Linked DNA regions of Mus musculus: region 1 is linked to region 2. Evidence: chromatin loops called from intact Hi-C (ENCODE). Cell type or tissue: heart. All regions are shown on one strand. Each heading gives the region's core, and the rest is flanking DNA. Links, peaks and the distances in the headings are about the cores only. Region 1 holds the start of 4931406C07Rik (RIKEN cDNA 4931406C07 gene). Region 2 overlaps Panx1 (pannexin 1).

Region 1 (7,732 bases), core at 2,143-4,642, 270 kb after region 2:
TGAGGTTTCTCTCTCTCGCAGCCAGCTGCCTGTGCATCTGGATGTAAAACTCTTGGCTCCTGCACCATACTTGTCTACTTCCCTCTATGATGGTCATGGACTAACCATCTGAAACTGTAAGCAAGCCCCAGTTAAATGCCTTCCTGTATAGGAGCTGCCTTGGTGTTTTAGCTGAGCCCTGGGTCCATCACTCTTTTTAATAATATAAGTTCAGGTTGAAAGTGTAACAAAGAATCTTTGAAGGAAGGTTTAGCATGTCTTGTCCTGGTGTTTCTTCACAGCAACTAACAGATGCAGAAAGGGAACAGACTGCACACAGGTGAGAGCTATTTTCCCTTGAGGGAATTTCAAAACACCTAATGAAAGGACTATCATGCCATAAGTTCAGAGGTGAGTACAGGTAAATAACGGTGTAAGCCAGAGAAGCCAGACAGAAGAGCAGAGACTACATGACCCCACTTTAAGTGTTCCAAAGGCAGGTGTCTAAGGTGACCTCCGGGGATAGAAAGGCTGACTGGAAGGTCCATGAGGGAGCCTACTAAGGTGCTGAGTATATATTTAATCTGAATGTCAAGTTATACGTGCTCACATAGGTACATGTGTTCACATTCTGCAATCACTATACTTTATTGTAGGTGCACTGTGCTGTAATACACATGTAGAAAAGCATAGTGTCTTAATATTCCAGAGCCTTTTTTCCCCCTAGAACTTTATTTTTATTTGTTTTTTGTTTGTTTGTTTGTTTGTTCTTTTAGACAGGTATCTTCCTGTGTATCCCTGGCTGTCCTGGAATTCATTACATAGACAAGACTAGTCCCAAATTCATAGAGGTCTTCCTGTCTCTGTTCAAAGGACATTTTTTTGTGTGTGTGTGATAACAAAACCATAGTTTTTATTTCAACAATATCTATAGTTCTTTTTGTTGTTGTTCTTTTATTTAAGATTTTTTTTCACTTTTTTTTTAAAAAATTAAGTATTTTGTTCATTTACATTTCAAATGCTATCCCAAAAGTCCCCATATACTCCCTCCACCCCCCTACCCACCCACTCCCACTTCTTGGCCTTGGCATTCCCCTGCACTGGGGCATATAAAGTTTGCAAGACCAAGGGACCTCTCTTCCCAATGATGGCCGACTAGGCCATCTTCTGCTACATATGCAGCTAGAGACACAGCTCTGGGGTACTGGGTAGTTCATATTGTAGTTCCACCTATAGGGTTGCAGACCCCTTTAGCTCCTTGGGTACTTTCTCTAGCTCCTCCATTGAGGGCCCTTTGTTCCATCCAATAGCTGACTGTGAGCATCCACTTCTGAAACAATTTTTTTTTCTTTTTTTTTTTTTCTGAGACAGGGTTTCTCTGTGTAGCCCTGGCTGTCCTGGAACTCACTTTGTAGACCAGGCCTGCCTCTCTGCCTCCAGAGTGCTGGGATTAAAGGCGTGTGCCACCACCGCCCGGCCCTATTTATCTATTTTTAATATGTATGAGTGCTATAACCACATGTATGTCTGTGCACCACCTGTGTGTCTGGTGCTGAAGGACGCTAGATGAGGGCACCGAATCATCTAGAACTAACAATTACAGACAATTATGAGTCACCATGTGAGTTCTGGGGACAGAACTCAGGTCATCTGAGTTCAGCTAGTGCTCTTAACCACTGACCCATTTCTCCAGCCCCAGCAGACTGTATTTAAAGAATATTATTACTGTCAATATTGCACAACTCTCTGGGTTCCTTTGCTAATTTTCATTGCATAAAGGTGGTAGCAACAAGATCACTATAAAAATTGATATGGTGGGTACTTCTGGAAGGATAATTTATATCACTATAAATAGTAATATGATGGTTACTTCTGGGAGAATAATTATATCACTAGAAATAGAGATATGGTCATTATTCTTGGAAGAATATTTTTTAAAAGATTTATTCATTTATTTTATGTATATGAGTACACTGTAGCTGTACAGATGGTTGTGAACCATCATGTGGTTGCTGGGAATTGAACTCAAGACCTCTGTTCTCTCTGGCCTAAAGATTTTTATTTATTATTGTATGTAAGTACACTGTAGCTGTCTTCAGACACACCAGAAGAGAGCATCAGATCTCATTACGGATGGTTGTGAGCCACCATGTGGTTGATGGGATTTGAACTCAGGACCTTCGGAAGAACAGTCGTTGCTCTTAACCACTGAGCCATCTCACCAGCCTGGGACTGGCTTTTAAGGTATTATTATGTGCAGTTTCATGTGATGCTAAGGATCTTGAATTAAACAACTTCTATTTTGTTAAGATCAAGATGGAATAAGAATTGTAAATGTTTATAAATAACACAGCTTAAAACATATACAACTTTGGTGTTTTCTTTTCTGAGACATAGAAATTTGGATTTTTTAAAAATAAAAATAATACTGAACAGTTACTGAAGCAAAAACTTCTGTATCAAAAGTCCTATTTCAATAAGCTATAGAGAGGTCATTAGCTGCGTGTGTACCTCAGGGAGCTTCTGGTTTTGTTTCCTGAAACAGTCCTTACATACCCAAAGGTTAGCCAGGCTAGTGGAACACACCTTTAATTCCAATACTCAGAAGGAAGAGGCAGGAGGATCTTTGTGAGTTAAAGGCCAGCCCGATCTACAGAGTGAATTCCAGGACAGCCAGGGATACACAGAGAAAGCCTGTCTCAGAAAAATCAAAATAAACAAACTAAAAAACCAGTCAGTCACCCAAAGCTAACATCATTTTTACCTTCAGCAAGCTCCTCCAGACTTGGCATGTGAAAGGAAAACTCACTGCAAGCCATTCTCCTTCCTCTCAGCAAGGCTGCTCAGACACCGCAGCTGTTGGCTGACCACCACGAGAGCTCACGGGGCACCAGCAGGAACAGTCCCGGCTCTGGAAATGAATGGTGGAGCTCAGTTACTTGATGAAGGCAAAGGCCACAGAGGTTTCATATCCTCAGAGTTCACTTACATAAGGAGGGCAAAGTGCCCCAAGGCCACTCAGAGTTCACACAACTTCCTGCCAGGTCCATGTGAGCAGGGCCGAGGGACCTCTGCCCTACAGGCTGTTCTTTCCTTCTTCCTTTTGATCTATTTTTCTGTTCCCTCCCTCCCTCCTCCCTTTCTTCTTCCTTCCTGGCAGTGTTCAGCTACATCCCAGTCCGGCACTGTTATATGAATCTGCTCTTTATACTTTTTTCCTTTCTGTTCTCATTTCTGTTTGTTTGGTACTGGCATTGAGCCAGGAGCTCAAGTAAGCCAGGGAAGCAGTTTCTCATGGAGTGCTGTACTTAGCCTAGACCTGAGATTTCCTAACAGACGGTCTAGGAATATGGTCTTCAAACAAAATATATGCACTAAGAATTACAAGTAATTAATTAGTTTTACAGTTGTGTGCATGTGTATGTAAATACAATGTGTATACTTCACAGTATTCGATCTCTTAGTCGATACTCTATATTTGACATTTAAGCTAAAAGTTAATTGTCTTAGAGTTATTCCACTGTTTTTTTTTTAAAGATTTATTTATTTATTATATGTAAGTACACTGTAGCTGTCTTCAGACACTCCAGAAGAGGGCGCCAGATCTCAATACGGATGGTTGTGAGCCACCATGTGGTTGCTGGGATTTGAACTCCGGACCTTCGGAAGAGCAGTAGGGTGCTCTTACCCACTGAGCCATCTCACCAGCCCTCCACTGTTTTTAATACTACATTTATTTGTGTTTGTATGTACATGCATGTGTGTGTGTGTATCCTTGTGCATACCTGTAGAGGTCACAGGACAACTTGTAGGAGTTGGTTTCTCCTCCACCGTGTGGATGCCAGGAACTGAACTCAGTCAGGCTTACTGGTAACTAACTTCACCCACTGAGCGATCATGCTGGCCTGACTACCCACCCTTATTATTTTTAAACAGAGTACAAATTTTATTCTAAAAGTAGACCTCAGTAATAACAAAACAACAAAGTCTGGCATTATAATAGTATAACAGGAGTTTGTTTTTTTTTTTTCCCTGAAGCTAAAAAAAAAAAAATCTTATTTCCTTAATTTGAATTATTCCTTTTATCTGTCATATTAATAAGAGAAAATTTTAGTTACCAATTGAAATGGAAACCTATGAATGATTAGATTCTGAAAGTCTTTTTTTACTTTAATTTATAAATAAATATACTTACTTGGTAAGTACTTTTAGCGTTCGATTAATCTGGTAACCTAATCAATCATAATCTTATATTTTCCAAAAATGCATGGCAAAAGCACTTCACAAAAAACCAAGCACATATTCATAGATTGGTACTTATGTCCCTGTTCAGGAAATCAGCCTTATAAGCAAGCTCAGTGACATGGCTAGAGGGAGTCAGGGAAAGAAAAGGAGATGGGCAGGGCGGAGACAGGCAGGGCCAATCACAGCACAGGACAGTCAAATCACTGAGGGCATTCCTGCCTCCCAGAGCACCATGGGAGTAGCTAGCACTCAATATTGTTAATGGAACACCTCCTTAATCAGAATGGTTGGGTTTAAAAGTGCTCACGCAGCAAATGAAAAGTGGGTCCCTCACTTATCCATACCCTGTCTACATAATGGAATTCCTCCAACTCACAGGTCCTGCCTCTGTGTCTCCAGTGAAGCACAATCATAGGTGGCTGACAAGGAAGCCTTGACCTGTGTGCTGAGAGTGGAGCTCAGTCCGGGTGGAAAGCAGTGTGTGCTTTTAACTGCTGAGCCAGTTCTACAGGCTCATGTTTCTTAGGCTTAGGCGTTTTAATAAATTATTTCACTAAAAGTATTTATTTGTGTGTATGCCACAACCCCCATGTGGAGGTCGGAGGACAGCTTGCAGGAGTCAGCTCTCTCTGCACGTAGAACCCCTAAGCCATCTCTGGCCTACGATTTCTATTTTTGACCATACTTTCAGAACATATATCTTCCATGAACGTGCCATTGTACATATTTAGCACCTTATATTTACAGTCTTTCTTTAAAGATATAGGATCCCTACATTGTCTCCACAAATCATCCTCCTGCCTCAGCCTCCAAGGTAGCTGAAATAGGTGACATTTACTTTAGTACTTTACCAAACATTCGTTTTTACTGTCTTTTAATTATTTAACACATATACTCGTGTGTTTCCAATGAAATATAAGTAATTATTGAAAATAGGTCCCAGCTGCTATAATCATACTTGAATTACTCTAAACATATTTTTCAATTGATTGTTTTTAATGGTTTAGAAGTAAAACATGCTAATTTTCTTTGAAATAGTTTAAGACTGATATATCATATACAAATCTAGCTTCCACACTCTTTACCCAGATGCCCCATGTTAACAGTCTATCACACTTTGTACCAGGCGTCCAGAGATATTGCCTAGTATACAGACATGCCCAATCTGCTCAATGAGCAGTGTGTTAATCCAATGCTGATTGCTTGATTTTACTTTATTTTTTGTTGAGATAAGGTTCACTATATGGCCCAGGCTAGTCTGGTACTGTGCTCTTCCTGTTTGGATCCCTTGAGTGCTGGGCCAGTTCGATGTATGTACTACCACACCCAGTCTTAGTATAGCTCAGTATATAGTGAGGAAAATGAAAGCACTTTAGATGATTATACTTGTAGTAGAATAATAGGAATAATAGGAATTCAAATTAGAGTAACACCCCCCTTTTGGAGACAAGATTTTTCTGTCTAGTCCTGTCTGTCCTGTAGAACTCATTCTGTAGACCAGGCTGGCCTCGAACTCACAGAGTACTGGGATTAAAGGCATGTGCTACCACCGCCCAGCAATATCCCTAATTTTATACTTTCTACTTTCTTAAAAGAAAATCAGTTTGTTTTATATTCCTACCAAAATAGAGACAAAGTCTAACCATGGGACTCTCCAGACCGAATAACTGGTTTAGAAATGTACGTTTGTGTAGATGACGGCAGGGGAGAACACGTGTGTGCAGAGGTTGGAGTTGGAATTAGGAGCCAAAGGGAATGGTTTCCATCGATAGTCAGAGCTGCTCCAGCACAGCTTCCAGCCAGATGAAGGCAGATATTTACTTTCCTGATGTAAGTGGTGGGAGCCAATGGCTCAGACACAGGGTAGAGAAACGTGCAGGGGGAGAAACGACACGGAAAGCAACAGGCTAACGGTGACAATCATGCTGAGTGTCATGATTAAGGCCATCCTGTATTCAGAAATTGTCAGGCCCTTTAAAGTCCCTCAAAATTCTCAAATCCATGACAGACATATTGTACTTCTTACTGTACAGAAAAGGAAACAAAATTTATTCAAGATCATTCAGTTGTTACATGGCAGAAACAGGATTCAAAAGCAGGTTCAAGCCAGGCATGGTGGTGCACATGTTTAGCTCCAGCACTGGAGGCAGAGGGCTGTAAAGGCAAGAGGTTCTCTGTGAGGTTAAAGCCAGCCTGGTTTACAAATCAAGTTCCAGGATCGTCAGGGCTACATAAAGAGACATGTGTCAAACAACAGCAGCAACAACAACAAACTCAAAGGCAGGTCTGTAAATCCAGAATGCACCCCACCCTAAGCTGAATCAGCAGTGAAGAAATGGCCCCTTTGGCTGACACCAGGAAGACTTCAGAATAATCCTGCAGCACCAGGAGAAGTGCCCATCTTCCACCTAGAGGGGACTTCTCTCTTCCAAATATATTGCACACAATATATTGCTAATTATTAGGTACTTATGATATACCACACTTTTACGATATACTAGACTAGTAGGGTTCAAGCACAAGGCTGGCTTTACAGCTTTGCAAATAGTTCATTCAGTCACATAGGACCCTATATTCATACTGATCTAACCACACACACAGGTCTTTGTTTGCTTTTTTTGTTTTTATTTTTTTTTCTCCGTGGTGCCATGTACACTAGGCAAGCTCTCTATAATCCAGTTATATCTCTAGGCCAACAACTTTACATTTGAAATGTGTTTGTCTATGAGAACTCAAGGGATAGTAATATCTGCCCTCTCACCACAGATCTTGTCACGCACTCAATAAGGTGTTTGTAATGTTCCCTTACAACTTAGTCCTAGTGGACCTGCATGGGTGCAAAGCCAGAGTCAATGCTGCAGGATTCCACAGACTGTTGGACAGTGTGTGCAGGGGTCAAAAAGTAGAAGGTGCCGGGCGTGGTGGCGCACGCCTTTAATCCCAGCACTCGGGAGGCAGAGGCAGGTGGATTTCTGAGTTCGAGGCCAGCCGGGTCTACAAAGTGCCTTCCAGGACAGCCAGGGCTACACAGAGAAGCCCTGTCTCGAAAACCAAAAAAAAAAAAAAAAAAAAGTAGGAGGCAAGTGAGGACACAGGGACAGTACAGAAATCCATAACACATGCCACCCTTAGTCTGACAGAGAGCTTGGCACACTGCGGGCTCAGTCACCACAACAAATCGACGCTCACCTGGCCCGCAGTGTCCTCCCACTTGCAGGAAGGCCTTCTTTCCACTCAGGTTCGAACACAGGTTTAGTCTCCTGCCAGTCTTTTCTGATAGCTCTAGGCCAAGGGAGAGCCGGGGTACCGCCCCTCCCGGAGGCCCGCCCACCACACGCACAGCCACGCCCACCAACGTGTACTCACGCGAGATTTCGTCCTTGTCCTAGTCCGGCTGCTGGGCGCCGGGAGCGCTCTTTTCGACGCGGCGGAAGAGGTAAGCGGTTGTTCACTGTGGCCGCTCAGGTCTGCTGCGGGCGACGGGGCCGCAGGGCGGGGTTCTTTGGGC
Region 2 (7,732 bases), core at 1,895-4,394:
CTTTTCCTTCCTCCCTCCTTGCACTTCTCCAGCCAACTTGTATCCAAACTCACCTTCAGGTTCAAACACAAGACATTCTGCAGTTAAGTTATGGAAGACCCAATTTGTCCAAAACTGCCTTCCCTTCCTCTGTAGGAATACTTTATAAGCATGCACATATTTCATAATAGTGAGAAAATATAAGCACTTTTTATAGCCTAGCCTTGGATGGAACTAAAGTGATTTTCGTAGCAGTTCGGCCAGGTTAACTCACAAGGACTCCTCTGCACCGGCCTGGGCCGTAGAGCCCACCTCTCTGTAACACTTGCTCTTTGCTAGGATGGGCACAGGCGTTATCTACAGGAGCCTCTAACACACCCCAGATACTTTACCACCAACTGAGAGAGGAGTTTCAGGAGATGATGCTCCTTCTCAGTCCCACAAACTGGACAAGACGCCACCAGGACAGCTCTGTCTCTACAAGGAGACAAGCAACATTCTGTCCGTAGCAGCAGTAGGAACTGGGATTTGTGGCCTGCAGCCAGAGAAACAAAAAAAAGTTGGCAAGCGTGGTCAGGGAAGAGTGTGTGACAACATAGCCAGACACAGGCGACCAAGACCAGGAGTATATCCAGGGAAACCGACAGTATGGAACTGAGTGGTGTGTGAGGTTTCACTCCTGTGCCAGAAGTCACTTCCAAAGAAAACTTGTACATACCTAACAGAAGTCTGACAGCCGTCCCATGAATGTAAAAGAACGGCACAAGAGGCGCTCAGTGGTACCTCAAAGATTAAAGAGAGAGAAAGGACTAAATTCTTTAAATACTTCTGTCACCTAAGACAAACTGCCTCAGACACATAGAAATTAGTTACAAATTTGTATCTTGGGCACACAGGACTTTAAAAGTGAAAGGGGATGTTGCTGTAATTACCTCATCCTTTTTCTTTTTTTCTTTTTCTTTTTTTTCTTTTTTCTTTTGGTTTTTCAAGACAGGGTTTCTGTGTGTAGCCTTGGCTGTCCTGGAACTCACTCTGTAGACCAGGCTGGCCTCAAACTCAGAAATCTGCCTGCCTCTGCCTCCCAAGTGCTGGGATCAAAGGCGTGCGTGCACCCTGACTTCCCTGAGAGACAACTATGCCTCTCTGTCAACACACTCCTAACACGTGCAAAGCATAGGCTCTCCATACAAAGCAAGGTGCACCTTCATTTGTGCTTGCCTGGTTTTTTCCATATTCTGGACTTCTGCACCTGGGGTAGAGCACAGGGAAGGCCAGGGCTTTTTCCTTACAGTGCCAGTTAGAGAAGCGTAAGATGCCAGCTTCCTGTTTAGCAGTGATGTCAGTCACCTGTGTTATTCTGCTGGGTGCTATGTAGCTCTCGTGACTGCAGACGTGACTTCTCTGTGAAACGCTAGGGATCTGGGGAAACCCACGGAGACTGTACACACGGCATCGTGTACACACCATACTCCTCTTCAGCTTGCTTCATTCATTGCTATGAGCTGGAAGCACCGGTCCCACTGGGATTCCCAGGACAGCTGTGATGGCTCGAGCCTAAAATGTTCCTCGCTCCCCAACTGCTGATGCTATGTGGGGTAGTAGACTCTCTGGGGGTGGGCAATGAGTAGAAACAAGTCATGAGGGTCAGGCTTTTGGAGGTCACAGCCAAGGCCTCTAGTATAGGCCAGGCCACCCTGTGTTTCCTTGTCTACCATGGTGTAAGAGCCACAGCCACAGGCTCCCACCACAACAGGCTCCGATGGGCTGAGGTTCCTCTGAAACCATCAGCCAAAACAAATCGTTCATCCTTTCAGTCATCTCTGTCAGGGAATTTGTTCACAGCAATAGAAAGTAACCGGTCCACACTGCATCCAATCAAAGAAACCTGTGAACTACTGCCATTATTCTGTGTCTTACAAATGAACTCAGAGCATTTAAATAATAGTCTAATCAATACTTAGCTAGTTTATGATTCAAGATATATATATATGTATATATGTATATGTATATATATATCGCATATGACTGGAGAGGGGAAAAAAACAGACAGACCTGTGGCTGGATCATGTCTGTATAATTAGACTCCAAGGTTAGCCAATTTACATAGAACACACAAGACGGCCAGAATCAACTCGAGAAAGCCAATGCTGAGCTGAGATGCAAGTTCATAAAAAGGTATCATTTAAACCACTCAGGTAGGCTGGACGGATGGCTCAGTGGCTAAGAGTGCTCGCCGAGGAAGCATGAGAAGCTGTGTTCAAATGTGCACACCCACATAGAAAGCTGAGCATGATCACGTGGGCCTGTAACCGGAGGTCTGCGGGGGACAGGAGGAGGAGGGCAAGAGGTCCAGGGAATAAGGAAGAGAGCGATAGGGCTTGCCCCATCTCAAGGGAATAAGAAGTGATCAAGCCAAACACTACACGCCCTTGGTGTGTACTCGGACGTGTGCATAGACACACACACACACACACACACACACACACACACACACACTCTCACACATGCACTACAGAGCCAGCAAAATTTGTTGCTAACAGCTGGCACACACAGACCTTACCCAAGCACCCAGGCCTCTGTGTAGTGTCAGAAAGGCAGTGGGGAGTCTCTGCATGGAGCTCACATGGTAGAAAGAGATGTCTGTCTGTCACAACTGAAACATATGCGACATATGAGAGCCAGGGAGTAAATCCTTTCAGCAATGCAGACTGGCCAAGCTTATAGTAGGGGGATTGTGTTGGTGGCCCTGGGCTTTGTTTTTAGAGGGTAGTTGGAGAAGCTGGCACAGACCCACAGTGGGCATGCAACACATAGAGACTGCAAGAGGGAGATGGGGGAAGTTAGCTCAAGAATAATGTAAAAGAAACAAGTGGTGTGACAACTTCCAAACATGCCTTTAAGAGCAGGTTGTTAGAAGCATTCTGAAAGTCCAGTAAATGTGCCCAAGGTTAAGTTAGCATGCAGGGGGAATCAGGTCAGGCCTTCCCTGAGGAGAGCTTCTAGGATCTCTTTTCTTTGCTGTTGCTTTCTAAAAACAAAACAAATAAACACAAACAATTATATTCAATAGGCACTTGGTTTTCTTTTCCTTTCTAACAGGTTACATAACTAACTTTTTTCATTTTAGGCATGAAACGAGTTGCCTGAGTTTGGCCCCCAAGAACACATAGGAAAAAAATCCCAGAGACAGTAGTTGGTGCTCATACCCCCAGTGCAGGGGAGGTAGAGACAAGAGGACCCCTGGGGGCTCGCAGGCCAGCCAGCTTAGCCTACTTGCCAAGTTCTAGACCAGTGACAAACTCCCCACTCCACTCCCCTGTCACACACACAAACCAAAGAAAAGGCAGCTCTGGTTATCACTTCTCAGCCAGCAGGGGGCAGGATGCTGGCTTCTTGAGTCTCGTGCTGCATTTTTTTTAGTGTACACATGATTAGTAATTCCTTACCTACTTACTAGTTTTATCTTTTAAAACTCTCCAGCAAATCCACTGCCATAAAGACAGTTCTTGAGAAATATGGACTTAATACTTAGAAATGCCCCAACCTGAAGCAAGACTCGGCTTAGCTGACGCCATCATTTCTCCCTCAAGGATATCCTCTAAAAGCCAGCTTTCATAATTCCTGATACAAAGAAACCTTCTGTGGATAAGCCCTTGAGCATCTCCACCCCGTACTGTCAGAGATTATAAGTGAAAGGAACCTATGGGGACTGTCACCATTAAGAGGACAGTGTCATGAGACTCCTGCAAAGCCAAGGACATGCTACACAGATCACATGGGTTTCACAGACAGATTCAAACATTCAAGTGGCAAGTGCTGTTCTTAAGGAGTCCGGTACGGAAAGGGGACTCGAAAGCTTTTCATCTAACATCCAAATGCGGTGTGACCCACCCCAAGATCCTGTGCCTACACTACACCAGCCAGAGCCTGGGGTCTGACGTACCAGGGAGTGTCTCTCCTAACTAGTATTAGTTCAGTGTCCTCACAGAGTGAAGCTGATCTTAGGAGAGGTGCCTTCTGGTCACATGTGACCGACCCAGCTGTTTTTGCTGTGGGAAATAAATACCTTAACTGTGTTCCCTTGGTTCTTAAAGAGGAATTGACTTTCTGCTCTCCTAGTCACTCCCATGTATGCACAGGGAGCAAATGGAGTGTTCAGGAGAGGAAGGAAGTCCTAGGAGGGGGAAGAATGCTGGGGGCAATGGTCCAAGGACGCGGGAAAGAGGAACAGCCAGTCCTTCCCACCCAGGCCCATCTCAGCAGTCAGGGATCCCACTCATGGCCTGAGTCTGAGTGGAGACTTGATTAGTGGAAACTTGCAGCACTCAACATTCATGCCAAATACCATCAACTGTGTCCACCTGCACTTCATCTCCCTCCCTTCACAGCTGGTGGCTCCACCCACTACCAAGCCAGAGCCAGGCTTCTGCCCTTGCTTCTGGGTTCAAACACTGAACCGGTACAACCTTCTATCTTGCAAATGACTGCCTGGTGCGGACAGAGAGGAGCAGCCTGGGAGCTCTCAGGAATCCCAGGTTAGACCAAGTGTGAAGTAGATGTTAACACTTAGAGGAAAACTTTCAAAGCCACTCTAACTTCCTAATAAAGTTTATGTAAAGCAGCTAACTGAACGTAGACAGAAAAGATGGCTCAAAAATGAAAGTAAGTCAGACAGTCTCTCTCTTTCTCTCTCTCTTCTGTGTGTGTGTGTGTGTGTGTGTGTGTGTGTGTCTGTCTGTCTGTCTGTCAAGACCTTTAGCTTTAAAATTAAAAGTATACTAGGCAGTGGTGACGCACACCTCGGGAGGCTGAAGCAGGAAAACCTTTGTGAGTTGGAAGGTAGCCTGGTCTACAGAGCATGTTTTGTGAGTTGGAAGGTAGCCTGGTCTACAGAGTATGTTTCGGGACAGCCAGGGCTCCACAGAGAAACACTGTTTCAAAACCACACAAGCAAAAGCAGAAGAAGCAGTTACTCTGCCCCACATCTGTAATCTCAGCACCACATCTGTAATCTCAGCCCCACATCTGTAATCTCAGCCCCACATCTGTAATCTCAGCCCCACATCTGTAATCTCAGCCCCACATCTGTAATCTCAGCACCACATCTGTAATCTCAGCCCCACATCTGTAATCTCAGCCCCACATCTGTAATCTCAGCACCACATCTGTAATCTCAGCACCACATCTGTAATCTCAGCACCACATCTGTAATCTCAGCACCACATCTGTAATCTCAGCACCACATCTGTAATCTCAGCACCACATCTGTAATCTCAGCACCACATCTGTAATCTCAGCACCACATCTGTAATCTCAGCACCACATCTGTAATCTCAGCACCACATCTGTAATCTCAGCACCACATCTGTAATCTCAGCACCACATCTGTAATCTCAGCACCACATCTGTAATCTCAGCACCACATCTGTAATCTCAGCACCACATCTGTAATCTCAGCACCACATCTGTAATCTCAGCACCACATCTGTAATCTCAGCACCACATCTGTAATCTCAGCACCACATCTGTAATCTCAGCACCAGAGGAGAGCAGGCAAGAGGCTAGGAAATTTGAGGCTGACCTAGGCTACATGAAACTGTGTCGCAAAAAAAGCCAGAAAGGGGGTGGGGTGGGGGTAGAGACAGACAGAGGTGGGAATCACTGATTTCCAAAGGATGGGAAACAATTTCACAAGGCAAGGATAACAAGCAGTCTTCTATCTCTACCGGCTGAAAAGTAACGCAGTCAGCCAGAAGGCAAGGGGTAGCCCCAGGCACTGCCAAGCGTGACAGCTAGAGCCCAAGACTCAGGAGACTTCAGTGAAATCATGTCAACAGGTTACTACAAACCTGGACATGACACCTCAATTTACGAACAACAACCTAAAAATGGGCAGCGCTGAGCCAACGAGATGGTTCAGAGGGCAAAAACATCTGCTAAGCACACCAAATGACCACAACTGGCTCCCCAGATCCCAGATCCCATGGTGGAAGGCGACCTGACTCCCTACAGTGCCCACTAGTATGAAAGAGGGATGCGTGCTCCTAGACACACACGCACACACACACTTTTTAAATGTAGAGTTTTAAGTCTGAGATTAGAAAAAAAAAAAAAAAAAGGGGCACAGAACTAAAGAGCCCTGAGCCTGCTGATAGGGAGCATAGGTTCTGAAGGGCTCCAGAGTGACTGCCTTCTCTCAAAGAGTAGCCTGGGGCCCTTTCCAGACAGAGGCAGTAACTAACACCATAGGCTGTGTGGCTTTCTACTCTACTTTCTCCAGATTTATACAAAACAGCCATTCAAGCTTTGGAGGTTACTTTAAAAAAAATGTATTAGATATCACATATATAATGTGAGGCAAATATATTAATGTTATTCAAGATAAATACTTTTTAAATTTCAAAGCTTTAATTTCTTTTAAAATGACAGTAGAAATAAATCATAAATAAAAGATGTTTGGGAAGCGTGCAAGAGAGCAGAGGCTGAGAGCAGCTGCTCTGGAGAACTGCTTGCACAAAGGCTGCCCTGAGCTGATGCATCATGACACAGCAGCTAAAAGACTGCGAGGAGCAGTCACGCTGACAGAGCTCTACCCCCAAGTAGCACAATGAGGGTCAGGAAGGGGCTCAGGGGTAAAGGCCCCTGAAGCACCAGCCTGAGGACATGGGGGTGGAGATGGAAAAACTGCCTACTCCCTGGCCCTGCCCCGTAGAGCATAGCATAAGAGAAGCCTGCCTGAACAAGGTGAATGCATGTGCCTGTCTGCACATGCATGCACACACATGTTCTCACCCCCCCCCAAGCAAGAGCATAGAAACATCCCCAAGGCATATTAAATGAATAATTTGCAACACAATGCATATATTTAAATCTTTAATATTTTCCCATTTATTTACTTTGTATGTATTTTCATGTGTGTGTGTGTGTGTGTGTGTGTGTGTGTGTGTGTGTGTGTGTTCTCTCCTTCTACCATGAAGGTTCAGGGGACTGAACCTTGGCTTTCAGGTTTGGCAGCTTCCTTACCCAGTGAGCTGCCTTTCTGGCACTGTTTAAATCTTATGTTAAAATGCTATCAGAGTAACACACACACACACACACACACACACACACACACACACACAGGAGGGGGAGGGTTTAGTTTTCCCTTTATGACTGGATCATTAACAAACACAGCCCAATGCACACAGACACACAGCCTTTGACAAACTACATTTAACATTGATGTTGAATAGTTATTTCCTGAACCCTTTCCTGCTAGAGGGAAATCAGGAGGCAAGGAAGACTGGCAAGAAAGTTGCACGGACCACCTGCCCTGCCCTGAGAGCTCTCACAGTGAACACCACAGGGAGACTCTTCTTAGAACTCCTACAAGCTGGGCTGGCGTCTTAGCTGCTGTTCTCCTGCCACCATGACAAAGCACCGTTTATAAAGGAAAGCATTACCAGGGAGCTTGCTAGCTCCTCTGTGGTCATCACTGCAGGAAGCAGATGGCATGGTGCTGAAGCAATAGCTGAGAGCTTCACCTCCTGACTCACAGGCAGCAGGCAGAGAAAACCTGACTGGGCCTGATGGGGGGCCCACCCCAGTGACACACCTCCTAATCCTTCCCAAACAGTTCCATCAGCTGGGGACCAGGGAGCCTTTGTCATTCACACCACTATAGACCAGGAAGGAAGGTTCTGTCCCCTGTGCAGGGTTCAGCCCCGGTCTCTGGAGGGAACAAATCTGTTGCACCTCCCTAGGACAACTTGGA

Evidence for each region. Hi-C counts contacts between places; a loop is a spot of excess contacts. Peaks named below come from ENCODE experiments on the same cell type or tissue, not always from the same donor. Only the 100,000 strongest peaks of a DNase experiment are listed, where the experiment ranks them.
Region 1: it touches region 2 in a loop (3-fold over the local background); 1 of 42 quality-filtered maps calls a loop at or near these places.

The regions. Positions count from the first base shown.
Region 1 is chr9:15,298,624-15,306,355 of GRCm38, forward strand. 4931406C07Rik (RIKEN cDNA 4931406C07 gene) reads right to left here and starts at 7,544. Exons shown (of 9, transcript NM_001199485.1): 1 at 7,414-7,544; 2 at 2,744-2,890. The coding sequence starts at 2,798. It overlaps Taf1d (TATA-box binding protein associated factor, RNA polymerase I, D), which reads left to right and starts at 7,591. Exons shown (of 7, transcript NM_029248.2): 1 at 7,591-7,660. In heart, for the core only: a CTCF peak has its summit at 3,571 (motif pointing right); a DNase peak (open chromatin) is centred at 3,058; H3K27ac peaks cover 510 bases.
Region 2 is chr9:15,030,417-15,038,148 of GRCm38, forward strand. The region is part of intron 1 of Panx1 (pannexin 1); the gene reads right to left. Among named protein-coding and RNA genes, the nearest start is that of Panx1, 11 kb to the right of the region's middle. In heart, for the core only: a CTCF peak has its summit at 3,353 (motif pointing right); a DNase peak (open chromatin) is centred at 4,245.